Regions from separate parts of the Homo sapiens genome. Here region 2 is linked to region 1. A link is a loop called in an ENCODE intact Hi-C map of the cell type or tissue named here. Cell type or tissue: CD14-positive monocyte. All regions are shown on one strand. Region 1 has its middle 19 kb from the start of CIITA. Region 2 overlaps CIITA (class II major histocompatibility complex transactivator).

Region 1 (4,000 bases):
GGATCAGCTCCCTGGATCTATGGGCACGTCCAGGCTGGCCCCTGTGGCTGCTGCCTGTCTGCCCACAGACCAGGTTGTTGCATCTCAGCCTGAGTCACCTTGGCTGCTGCTCAGGGCTGTGGACTGCTACCTTTGCTTTTTGGGTTTCCCTGCAAGACATATGGAGTTCACTCCTGGCTTATGACTGAAAGCAGTGGGGAGAGTGGGTGGCGTGTCGTCTACAGGATGACATCACCACCTCCGTCATCACCACCTCCATCATCACCACCACCATCATCACCATCACCATCATCACCACCACTATCGTCACCACCACCATCACCATCATCACCACCATCATCATCACCACCACCATCACCACCGCTATCGTCACCACCATCACCACCACCATCACCACCACCACCATCATCACCATCACCGCCACCATCACCACCATCGCCACCATCACCACCATCATCACCATCACCACCACCATCACCACCACCATCATCATCACCACCACCAACACCACCACCATCAACATCACCACCAACATCACTACCATCACCACCACCATCACCACCACCATCACCACCATCATTATCACCACCACCATTGCCACCATCACCATCATCACCACAACCATCACCACCGTCATCACCACCACCATCACCGCCATCACCACCATCACTACCACCATCATGACCATCATCATCACCAACACCATCACCACCACCACTATCACCACCACCACCACCATCACCACCACCATCACCACCACCACCACCACCACCATCATCACCACCATCATCATCACCACCACTGTCATCACCACCATCATCACCACCACCATTCCTGCCACCTTTATCAGTATTCTTCTATTTTTCTGAGAGAGAGTCTTGGTCTGTCACCCAGGCTGGAGTGCAGTGGCATGATCTCAGCTCACTGCAACCTCCGCCTCCCGGTTCAAGCGATTCTCCTGCCTTAGCCTCCTGAGTAGCTGGGATTACAGGCGTGCGCCATCACACTCTGCTAATTTTTGTATTTTTAGTAGAGACAGGGTTTCACCATGTTGGCCAGGCTGGTCTCAAACTCCTGGCCTCATGTAATCCACCCGCCTTGACCTCCCAAAGTGCTGCAATTACAGGTGTCGGCCACCGCGCCTGGCCATGTTGTTAGTATAAGTGGATTTGAATCCCTGCTTTATTACATATAAGCTTGAACATGCCCCCTTATAGCGCTATGTCTTAGTTTCCTCAACTGGGAAATGATGTTCATCATATGTTAGACTAGGCCTGGCGTGTAGTAGCCATCTAACAAACTCATTCATTTATTGAATAAATGAATCAACCCCAGTGGGGCACTAACAGAAACAGGGAAAACAATCATGAACAAAAAATCAAAGAAAAAAAAAAGAAAATTGCCAGTCTTATGCAGCTTACAGTCTTATTAGTTAAAGGTAAATCTGGGCCAGGTGTGGTGACTCACACCTGTAATCCTAACATCTCAGTGATCCTCCTTCCTCAGCCTTCCAAAGTCCTGGGATTATGGGTGTGAGCCACCATGCCTGGCCTGCTCTGAAGTTTTAGAAGACGTAGACTAAATAGTCAATGCAGACAAATTACATTTAGTAAACTAAGATCAAAATTTCCAGGTCAGAGTGCATTTTTTCTTTCCTTTGAAGTCTTATCAAGAGCACATTCAAGATAAATGTTCTCTTGAATAGAGATGCATATATACAAAGACATACACCTATCCTTAAGTATTACCTTTCCCATTTTCTCTGTTATTTACTTCTGAAACTCCAATTTGTTTTATGTTACACCTGTCTTCTATGTCTTTTAACATATCTCTTACATCTTTCTTCTTCAGAATTAGTGAATCAGAAAATCTACTAATTTACCATTTAATTTGTGTACTAAGTTTTCATTTTTAGTTATATTTTTCATTTCTAGAAGTCTTATTTTGTTCTTTGTAAAATTTACTCATTTAATTTTTATTTTTTGACAGAGTCTTGCGCTGTTGCCCAGGCTGGAGTGCAGTGGCGCAATCATAGCTCACTGCAGCCTCAACCTCCTGGGCTCGAGCAATTCTCCCACCTCAGCCTCCCAAGTAGCTGGACTACAAGCATGCACCACCATGTCTGGCTAATTTTTTAAATTTTTCTGTAAACATGGGGTCTCCCTATGTTGCCCAGGCTGGTCTCAAACTCTTGGGCGGCCTCCCAAAGTGTTGGAATTACAGGCATGAACCAATGTGTCCTGCCCAGTTGTTCTTTATAGTCCCTGTTCCCTGATTTTTTTTAAAGCTTCTCTGTTAATCTTCAAATAAATTCAGCATCTGATTTGAGTTGGTATTTGAAAATAAATAAATAAATAAAATAAATATATTCAGCAGTCTTCTAGTAAATGTTAAACAACTGTATCACTGTCTCTTTAAAAAAAAAAAATAGAAGCCCTAATTTAGAGTTTGCCAACCTCCGTGGTGTAAATATTCCCACCATGGACAATGTCAGGCTACCAATATGATATTGCTGCACGTGGAGTTGGGAAGAGATGCCCACAATCAGCTCTCCCGAGCTCCGCCAGCTGGCTTAAGCACATCTTTGATTTTACACATTTGTATCTCTATTCGGGTATCCGAAGTCTCTGGGTTTGTTTATTTGTCTTTTAGAGACTCTGCTGCCCAGGCTGGTGTGACCACTGCTCAATGAATTCCTCAGTTCGAATCCTTGAATTCCTGAGCTCAAGTAATCCTCCTGCCTCAGCCTCCAAAGTAGCTAGGATTATAGGCGCCTGCTACCATGCTCGGCTAATTTTTAAACTTTTTTGTAAAGATGGGGCCTCACTATTTTGCCCAGGCTGGTCTTGAACTGCTGGCCTAAAGTGATCCTTCCACCTTGACCTCCCAAAGTGGGAGGGAGCCACCGGGCCTGACCTCTGTGTTTACTGTCTATGGTTTCTATTTACTTCCACTCAAGATGCTATGCTTCTTTGCCTGTGTGTGTAATTTTTTTTTTTAATGTGAGCTCTTCATTTCTTTAGAACTTCATTGTAGGTGACCTTTGAATCCTGGAATAAAGTTAAATTCCATTAGAGAGGAGTTGACTCCACCTCTGCTAATCTTAAAGCACCCTACTTCCAGTTTATAACATCTTTATATTATTATTATTATTATTACTAGATAGCATGAATTCAGGTCACAAACCTGAGTAAGGACCCCTTTGTAATGACAAGTTCTCAGGTAAGATATTTTTCTTTTCCTACTTTCAACCCTAAGATTGGGACAGGCAAGTTTCAAAGCTGTTTCTCTGGTAGGGTTTAGCTCTTGCTCATTCTTACAGTGACAGTGTACTCCATTAGGGTTCTGCTGTATGCAGAAATCTACCATTAAATCTACCTGTGGACGGGTGCGGTGGCTCATGACTATAATCCCAGCACTTTGGGACACCGAGGCGGGCAGATCACTTGATCTCAGGAGATGGAGACCAGCCTGGGTAACATGGCGAAACCCTGTCTCTACAAAAAATACAAAAAAGTTAGCGAGGCTTGGTGGTGCCTGTAGTCCCAGCTACTTGGGAGGCTGAGGAGGGAGGATCACTTGAGCCCAGCAGGGTGAGGCTGCAGTGAATGTGAATGCACCACTGCACTCCAGCCTGGGTGATAGAGTGAGACCCTGTCTCAAAAAAACAGAAGCAAAACAAAAATTCTCACCTGAGTTCTCCTAGTATGCTCTACAGCTTTCAAAGGAGGAAGCTCAGGTTCTCTAGAGTTTGATAGGAACCTTCAGGAAAAAAAAAAACACCTTTACTGAGTGCTCACCAGCATTCTTAACTTCATGCCATTTGTAGGATCTAAGGAGCCTTATCTTTGTGCCAGACCAGCAATGTGTTTTATTTTTATATATTTATGTATATATTTTTTGAGACAGAGTCTTGCTGTGTTGCCCATGCTGGAGTGGAGTGGCACAATCTCGGCTCACTGCAACCTCCGACTCCCTGGTTCAAGCAATTCTCCTGCCT
Region 2 (4,000 bases), 50 kb before region 1:
GAAGGAATGAATGAAAGACAGTTAACTTGTTCTGTAATCAAGTTTTGTCTGCCTTCTGGACCTTAGCTCTGCCGTCTATAAATTTGGGACAACAGTTGTCCTAAATGCCTCAAAGGGTGGCAGTAGGTGTCACTTCTGTTACTAGGTGCACAAGGCATCCTTGTTAACTCCTAGAAGGGGAGAGGTTCTCCATGGCTTTAGCTAAGACTTGGGCACATGATGGCAGGTTTTGAATGCAGCAAAGTTTTCAATTCTAGAGGCTCCGCCTGGGCAGCGAGTGCAGTGAGAGACTCTGGTTAGCCATTGCCCAGAAAGAGGGCATGGGGTGTCCCAGAGGACAGGGGGCACTGGAAATGCCCATGACAAACTTGAGAATGGGTCCTACATGTCCTCAACCTGCATGGCGTGAACCACCTCCCATCCGCCTCTCCTCTCACCTCTGAGTCTGCACAAGCTTTCCCAGGTCTTCCACATCCTTCAGGGACTTGGCTTTGAAAGGCTCGATGGTGAACTTCTCCTCTGCTGCCTGAAGTAGCTTGGTCTCCCCATGCTGCTGCAGGGACTCCCACAGCGCCACCGTGTCGCTCAAGGCAGCCCTGTGGAGGGAGGGCCTCAGACCCAGGCACGGTGACCAGGCTAGACCTTAATGGAAGGGCAGCTCCATGAAGGGTCCTCCTACCTATTAAAATACTTTCTTTCCTTAGCTCAACCTCTACCTTTCCCAGAAAGCCTTCCATGACCACTCCAGCCTTTATTGATTCCTACTTTCTCACAACTCACACAGTGGTTTTCTTTCCCTTTTTGCTTCGGCTACCAGGAAGCTCACTGCTAAATTATTGGCACAATTATGTAGGACCTTACAGCTTGGGTAAAGTATGTTTAGGGGGAAATATGGAAGCAATCCTCTGGCGATTAAGCTGAAATGCTCAAGCAGATTGCAGACCGACTTAATGAAACCAAATTAAGGAATTTAGCCTTCATCCTGACAGTGGTGGAGTGTCCCTGAAGGATTGTAAGCAGGGATGGGATACAATCAGATTCAAGTTCTGAGAAGATTGGTCTGGTTGCTGAATACAAAATGGAGTGGAAGAGGAGAGAATGGAGGCAGAGAGTCCAAGGGGAGGCCATGGCTTTACTCTTAGCATAAGAAAACGGTGGCGTGCTCAGGGGGTGGAAAGAATAAAACAAATTTGAGCCCAGGTCAGTCTCAGATTCTAGACATACCCCAGTGACTGGCACATGGCGGGCCTTCAAATATTGACTGGGAGAATGCCATTGCCTCTCACTTGCTGTGTGGCAAGTGGCTGCCCCTCTCTGAGCCTCAACATCCTCATCTTAAAAATGGAGAGAATCCATTCTGCCCCACCCGGCTGCTCTGCATACTAAAAGAGACCCCACAGAGCACTGGGCTTGGCACCAAGACCGCAGTTAATGCCCAACACAAGGATGTCTCTTCCCCAAGCCCCTCACCCCACCTGAAACGGGTGACACAGCTGAGTCCCACGAGGCTCCCCAATCCAGAGGGGCAAATGCCAGTGCTGCGGAGGTCCAGGGAGAAGTCTTGGCCCGCCGCCTCCAAGGCCTTGCCCAGTACATGTGCATCAGGAGGCGTGAGGCGGGTGCCCAGAAAAGAGAGGCGGCCGGGGAGCTCCTGTACCACGTGCTGCCAAATTCCAGCCTCCTCGGCCTCGTGGGCGCAGTGCAGCAGCTCCAGCAGCTGCCGCGCCCGCAGTGTCCCCGGCTGCAGCCGCTTCAGGTACCTCGCAAGCACCTTCTGCTTCCTGTCCACCGAGGCAGCCGCCGATGGCCCGAGTAGGGCTCCCAGGCAGCGGGCGGGAGGCTGGAAGATCAGCCCAGCCAGAAAGCGTGGCACGCCCTCCAGCCAGTTGTCATAGGGCCTCTTCTTCCTTGGGGTCAATGCTAGGTACTGCGGGAGCTCCTTGTCCTTGATTTCGCCACTCAGAGCCAGCCACAGGGCCCCCAGGAAGCATTGCAGGAGGAAGCTGGGGAAGGCCAGCTCGGACTCTGCGGCCCGCGGTGGGTGTTGGACTAAGCCTTTGGCCATCGCCCAGGTCCTCACGTCTGCGGATGGGAACTGGTCCTCCTGTAGGGTACTTTGATGTCTGCGGCCCAGCTCCCAGGCCAGCTTGGCCAGCTCTGCCAGGGCCCCGGGGGGGCTGTCGAGGGCTGCACGGCCCAGCAGGCCGACATAGAGTCCCGTGAGCGTGGAGGGCAGCTTGGCGTCCTCCCCAAGCTCCAGCAGGGCCTCTGAGAGCTGGCACACTGCCCGGCACAAAGTAGGGCTGTGGCTGTGACTGAGAAGAAGTGGCCGGTCCCGGAGGAGCGTCAGGGCTCTGTCTTGGTGCTCTGTCATCCCTGAGCTCTCAAAGTAGCGCATCACGTATGCCTGGGCCTGCTCCATGGAGAAGCCGGACAGCTCAAATAGGGCGTCGGCCTTGCTCAGGCTCTGGACCAGGCGGCCCCGGGGCCGGGCTGTGAGGAGGAGGGTGCAACCTCGGAGCAGCTTCTTCTGGAAAAGGCCGGCCAGCAGCCCCCGGAGGGAGCAGGGCTCCGCCGGTGCCGGTCCGCACGTGCTGTGCAGGAAGCCATCTTGCGCTTCCAGCTCCTCGAAGCCGTCTAGGATGAGCAGAACGCGGTCAGGTCTCTTCAAGATGTGGCTGAAAACCTCATCGGCCGCCACGAGTGGCTGTGGGCCCAGGGAGAAGAGCAGATCCTGCAGGCCATAGGCATCCCCCGGACGGTTCAAGCAATGGCAGGGGACAGAGAAGACAAAGTCGTACTGGGGAAGCCGGCCACAAGCCCAGGCCCGGCTCACTGCCCCAGCCCAATAGCTCTTGCCCTGACCAGCTTTGCCCAGCACAGCAATCACTCGTGTCTCACGCGGCCGCCGGTGCTCCTTGGCAGCCAACAGCACCTCAGCCAGGCCTCCTTGGGCCAGCTGCCGTTCTGCCCAGTCCGGGGTGGCCAGTTCCCGCTCCAGGCTCTTGCTGCTGCTCCTCTCCAGCCTGGCCTGCACCAGATCCACCTCCACTAGGATGCCATCCGGGCCTGCGGGCTCGGCACCATACGTGTCCTGCAGTGAGCGGTAGAACTGCTCCACCGGCTCTGCAAAGGCCAGGGGCGTGTCAGGGTGGGGGTATGTGAGAGGCAGGGCCAGGGCCAGCCACCACAAGGCCAGCACTGCCACCATCATTTACATCTGTTCCCCACACAGTTTTTTTGTTTGTTTGTTTTGTTTTGTTTTGAGACAGGGTCTGGCTTTTTTGCCCAGGCTGGAATGCAGTGGTGTGATCACAGCTCGCTGCAACCTCAACCTCCTGGGCTCATGCGATCCTCCTGACTCCACCTCCCAAGTAGCTGGGACCACAGACATGTGACACCATGCCCAGATAATTTTTTGATTTTTTTGTAGAGATGGGGTCTCACTATGTCGCCCAGGCTGGCGTGCAATGGCACAATCATGGTCCACCACAGCTTCAACCTCACAGGCTCAAGCAATCCTCCCACCTCAGCCTCCTGAGTAGCTGGGACTACAGGCGCCCACTGCCATGCCTGGCTAATTTTTCTTTTTTGTTTTTTTGTGGAGATAAGTTCTCACTATTTTGCCCAGGCTGGTCTTGAGCTCCTGGGCTCAAGCAATCGTTCCGCCTTGGCCTCCCAAAGTGCTGGGATTACAGGTGTGAGCCACCACATCTGGCCCCCATACAGTCTTCATCATTTGCTTCATTCAGTCACCCACCACTCATTCATTAGTTCACTCATTTCCACACCCATTCCTTCACTCATCGTCTCTCTTGTTTAAGTGTCCACTCCTTTTAGACCTTTTCTCTCTTTTTTTTTTTTGAGATGGATCCTGCCCTGTGCCCCAGGCTGGAGTGCACTGGCGCAATCTCAGCTCACGGCAACCTCCACCTCCTGGGTTTAGGCGATTCTCCTGCCTCGGCCTGCCAAGTAGCTGGGATTACAGGCACCCACTACC

What was found. Hi-C counts contacts between places; a loop is a spot of excess contacts. Peaks named below come from ENCODE experiments on the same cell type or tissue, not always from the same donor. Only the 100,000 strongest peaks of a DNase experiment are listed, where the experiment ranks them.
Region 2: it touches region 1 in a loop (6-fold over the local background); 7 of 110 quality-filtered maps call a loop at or near these places.

What each region holds. Positions count from the first base shown.
Region 1 is chr16:10,855,915-10,859,914 of GRCh38, reverse strand. No RefSeq gene overlaps it. Among named protein-coding and RNA genes, the nearest start is that of CIITA, 19 kb to the left of the region's middle. In CD14-positive monocyte, no CTCF peak of the experiment used is centred here; no DNase peak of the experiment used is centred here.
Region 2 is chr16:10,905,625-10,909,624 of GRCh38, reverse strand. It overlaps CIITA (class II major histocompatibility complex transactivator), which reads right to left. Exons shown (of 20, transcript NM_000246.4): 11 at 1,476-3,126; 12 at 438-596. Among named protein-coding and RNA genes, the nearest start is that of CIITA, 30 kb to the right of the region's middle. In CD14-positive monocyte, no CTCF peak of the experiment used is centred here; no DNase peak of the experiment used is centred here; H3K27ac peaks cover 1,513 bases.